2 separate regions of the Homo sapiens genome follow, and region 2 is linked to region 1. A link is a loop called in an ENCODE intact Hi-C map of the cell type or tissue named here. Cell type or tissue: IMR-90. All regions are shown on one strand.

Region 1 (2,500 bases):
GCTCTTATTTAGCTTCATGCAAGGCAGAAGCTATATGACACAGTGGTTAAAGCCAAACAGATCGCATCGGTGCTTGCCCCAGCTCAACCACTTACTAACTGTACCAGCTGAATAAGCTATGAAACTTTCTGGGCATAAATTCTTTTTTCTGTAAATATGGATATGGACAGATCCACCTCAAATGGTTGCTACATGCTATCAGACAGTAGTAGCACAGTGCCTGGAATATGGTGAGCATTACAGAGTTGTCATTATAGTTATTATATACTACAGTTACTTTATACTCTTAGGAGTGAGTGGATTGGTTTGCCCAAGGTGTAGTAGAAACTGCAACTCAAACTCTTCTCTCAAATAATGGAAATCAATTCATTGACAAAGATAATCTTCAGAGAAGGATCATCCTGCCCTCATAACATGAAGAAAAATCCTTCATTACCTGTTTTTATTCATTAAGGATCACTATTAATGGACAAAAAATGGGCTGAATACAGGTTCCTGAGAAAAGACATTCTTCTCAAATTTGCCTTTTAGCAGATCTTACCAACATTTCTTACAACTGTGGAGTTCCTTTCAAGTTACTTGGATATATGTTTCTTCCATCAAGAGGAGAAAAAAAATGGACTAAAAGGCAAATGGGATACAAGAAAGATTAACCTGAATGACTGACTATATGAGAACTTCTTGAAAGCAGAATTACAGCCTCATTCATCTTGGCAACCCTGGTAGGGTGTCTAGACTGATTATAGGGGCTCAAATATAGCCCGTCTGTATTCTAGGTACTTACCACACACTTCATTCTTCCCAATATCACTTCAGAGTGGGTACCACCAATCTCATTTTATAGACAAGAAAAAGGTAAAGCCCAGATTGTTAAACAATTACTCAACCTTACAAAAGTGCAGAACCAATCTGTTCTAAAGTTAATTCCCTTTTTCCATGTGAATGTCTCAAAAATGTTTGGTGGATGAATACAGAATTAAAAGCAAATTCTGGAGATGCCTTTTATTTCAGATCCGTGATCCAGGAATATGACTCCAGACAAGGGAGGTTTATTTAGGTAATGTTGCTCTCCTTCCCTTTAAAAGAGCTCAAAGCCAAAAATATAAGCCAGACATTATCAAAGAGCAAATGAATGTCTAGAAATAAACTGAGCATTTATAGAAGGATACACTAATTTGAACATCGGGAAACAGATGTTAAAATTTCAGATCACTTATTATTCAAACATGCCTTGGGGGGAAAAAAGTAATATGTAACTGCAAACTGTTGTTGTATTTGCAAAAAATAGTTTCTGAGTTTGTAAGTTGTTACACAATACACTGAGTTTCTTACGGTTGTAATCTTTCCTTTCCACTGAGATCATTCAGTCCCTCACTTGGATTGCTTTAAATGTAATCTGCTCAGTCAGAAGTAGAACCTGGAGTTAGGATTGCTTCACCAGAGCTAAATATTAGTCACTTTGCTCAACCCTCATTTGCCCTCTGCTGTCCCCACCCAACTCTCATTTTTCAGCCACACTCCACCAAATGCATACTTAGTGCTTGTGGTTCCAGTAACACAACACATTCAAGCTAACCTGTCTGTGGAAAGTTTGCAACCCTCTGAGTTCAGACTGGGGTTAGCCATGAAGCATGGGGTGACAGGAAATGGCATCCAGTAGTCACTCTTTCCTCTGGGTCCAGTCTTTTTCCCATCACTTTCATCATTGTCCGCTATTTTATTCCTCTGCCGCATCTCCTTTGGGACCCAAGAGGGAAGGAGGACACGAAATAATACAGGAAAGGAAATCAAAAAACAATTGTAGAGAAACCACTCCTCGTTTCCTCTTCTATGTCTCGTGTGTGTGTGTGTGTGTGTGTGTGTGTGTGTGTGTGTGTGTGTGTGTAAAATTTTAATTTCCCTGGAATTGGAACTACAGAAGTCCCTCCTCAGCCCTACCGGGAAAGTGGCACTGGGCACGACCGCCCTTTCCAAGGCAGTCTGCAATCCTTTTCGCGGAAGTAGAGGAGAAAAGGGGGTGGAGAAGGGCGCCGCGATGCAGCATCCGCTGAGAAAACAGGCAGTTCGCACGTGAGCGGGCTCGCAGCCTGTGGCGCCACCTGACCGGGCCTGGCGCCCCCAATGTGGTGCAGTGGCCCAGCAAGACCAGAAGGCTCAGGCCCTCCTGAACCCTTGCCAAGTCAGAGGTCCCTTTCTGCCTGGGCTCAGGCCTCGCCCGCATATAGTTTTCCATCTGCTTCCACCCCTGCCATCCTTCCTGGGGACCAAAAATGAAGAAAGACAACCCCCCCATCCCCCGGTATTTCGTCTTCCCCTCACAGCCTCTTCCTGTCCTGATCATCTGCTCAAAGAGAAGACGTTCTCTCCACACACTCCACCCCCGCCTCCACCTTCTGCGGCAATGAAGCCACGCCACCCTAGGGGGCTCGGGGGCCGGATGCTGGCGGGGCGCGCACTAGAGACACGCCGCACTGGAAGCAGCCCTCGGAGTCCCGTGAGC
Region 2 (2,500 bases), 550 kb before region 1:
TAATAATAATAATAAAAAGAAATACAACAAAATCCTATATGCTCATTGCTCATTAGGGAATAGTAGGAAAATTCCCCATGTTATGCCTGATAGTGTTTATGATACATTCTAGTAAATCCTAATAGATGAGTCAGAGCCTGGGTCAAGTCATGCAAAATACTTTCCCTGTTGATTTACCAAAAATTCTTTTGTTGCTCCATTCTGAACTGTAACAGTTATGATTCAAGAGTAGAAGGGAGTATTGTCTAAAACATCTTAGCTGTACTTTGTCTCCCCAGTTATTACATTTCCCATATGAAACAGCTTTTCCTGATATGGGTTACCTGGGTTTGTAGCCAGAGTCATGTGCAGATGAAAAAATCACATATTTATTTATAAAACTTTGTGAATAAAATAATAATATCTGTCTTTTTACTATGTTCAATCTATATAGTATATATTTATGTAAAGAAGAGATGAGAGTAAAAAAAGGCAGGAGACACGGTTTCCTAGAAAGCGTGGAAGATTAAATGTGGAAGAGACATAAGTGATTATTATTGTTCAGTGTTTCTGATACCTTGTTATACATGGAATCACCTGGGAAGCTTAATAAATAAAACTCTGTGCTTGGGCTCTACTTTCAGAGGCTAAGACTTACTTTATTTGGAGTAAGGTGTAGATTTTTTTTTAAAGCTCTTTGGGTAAATTTAATGGGCAGCCAGTCTTGAGAACCTGTGATGCACTCTAAGCTCCTCATAAGATAACTGAAGCCCAAAGAACCACACATCGCTGGTTAATGGCAGAGTTTGTCTTATGCACGAGCCCATATGTATCATATATCTGTATGACATGTGACCTCTTGGTGCCTTTTTAAATTCTTTGCTTGGTAAATCATATTTTTCCTCTTGTATCACTGTTCATGTGTAGTCACCATGTGTATTAGGTACTCATGCAATGAGTCAGGAGGCATTTCCAGGAAGAAGCAGACATCTTGGCAATAGTTCTTTGGACAGTTTTTACTGGCAGTCCTGCCTATCAGGCTCTGTGTAGGCAGGGTTGTTCATGGAAACAGCTTCAGAGGATAACCAGCTACTACTAATCAGGATGTTTTTTACATTGATAAAAGGCTTTGTACTTCTAAGTCTTCACTACATCTCCTGGAACTATATTAGCTCCAGTTAACTTACTGCATGTAATAATATCCAAAGGAAATGACAATCTGTAAGAAATTATGGCATTCTCAGCAGGGATTTTCACAGCTTGCAAAAGAAATAAAATAGCACAAATCTGCTCATTTATTGTGGGATCTTTTTCCTCTTTATTTTTCTATTCATTCTTGTTGTACTTGAATATTTTAATACTGTGCTGTTTAAAGCACAGGGTATATATTTATCATCTTGCTAACCTGAAATATACGTGCTGCAAATACTGCAATACCTTTCACTAAGAAGTCACTTAATTTCAGCAAACCTTCACCTTGAGAGTTTTCTAGAATTATCTGGAGAATTATTGACATATTATCTCTGAGAGAACCCTCACAGTTTAAGTCCATGACTATAATTTTTATTTAGTCATACAATTGAAGTAAATAGCAGCAATGTCTCTTTTGTAAAATCAGAAATGATATTTTCATTAGTTACTCAATCAAATGTAACAAAAAAAATTCAAACTTTATGTCTAATTGCTTAAGAAAAATTATGATTTGGGATCATATTGTACAATAGCCGAGAGAAAAATAGTTTAGTAAAACCAAGGTCATCCTTTGCACTAAATCTGATGGGTAAATTTCATCTTTCCTAGATAGCACTATATTCTAGGGCCATGGTTCTTATAAATTCTGTGTGCCTTTGATTTTCCTAAGATTTAATTTAAAAGCTTATTTTAATTCAGTAGTTTCAGGGAGAATCCTGAGATTTTGCATTTCTAGTAAGCTCCAAAATATTCCCTGCACTGCTTGTACATGGCACCTTCAGAAACCTAGGATCTTCTTATGTAAGAAGTTCTTAAGGTACTGAGAGAAGGTCACAAATCAAAGGTAATTTTTTTTTCTATGAAGAGATTGTAATAATATCAAATGTCAAATTTTCCAGCTTGTGTTTTATGAACACCCTTTCAGGCCACTTATACTTACTTGGAACTAGCTGTACTTCTATTTACAAAATCAGAGCTACTATATAAATGATACCTAAAAGAAGTGGTGAAACTAGAACAACAGTTTAATAGCAATGGGTTTTTCAAAGACAGAAAATGGCCTACAGTTACTTCCTCTCCCTCACCCGTATGTTAGAATCATCTCTATATTATAATTATCTATGAATTTGCTAATTGAATACAAAAGATTTATTTGAATGTTGTTACAGATATTTACTTCAAAGTGAATTACCTTTCAAAAAGGAAAGCTCAGACCATGTCTACACATTCAAGTCTGGTGTAATGGATTAATCTGCAGAATTTTTATAAACAAGTGAAAATATCATTCTTTCAAGATTATAAAACAGTATCTCTCTAAAACCACATCTAC

Evidence for each region. A loop is a pair of places that touch in the nucleus more often than their neighbours do. Peaks named below come from ENCODE experiments on the same cell type or tissue, not always from the same donor. Only the 100,000 strongest peaks of a DNase experiment are listed, where the experiment ranks them.
Region 2: a loop joins it to region 1, with 19 times the contacts of the local background. A loop is called at or near these places in 2 of 110 quality-filtered maps.

The regions. Positions count from the first base shown.
Region 1 is chr12:59,596,608-59,599,107 of GRCh38, reverse strand. The region is part of intron 1 of SLC16A7 (solute carrier family 16 member 7); the gene reads right to left. Among named protein-coding and RNA genes, the nearest start is that of SLC16A7, 1.8 kb to the right of the region's middle. RefSeq lists enhancers at 2,271-2,420, 2,471-2,500. In IMR-90, no CTCF peak of the experiment used is centred here; DNase peaks (open chromatin) are centred at 1,427 and 2,037; H3K4me3 peaks cover 1,092 bases; H3K27ac peaks cover 1,267 bases.
Region 2 is chr12:60,146,699-60,149,198 of GRCh38, reverse strand. No RefSeq gene overlaps it. Among named protein-coding and RNA genes, the nearest start is that of SLC16A7, 550 kb to the right of the region's middle. In IMR-90, no CTCF peak of the experiment used is centred here; DNase peaks (open chromatin) are centred at 148 and 938; H3K27ac peaks cover 1,103 bases.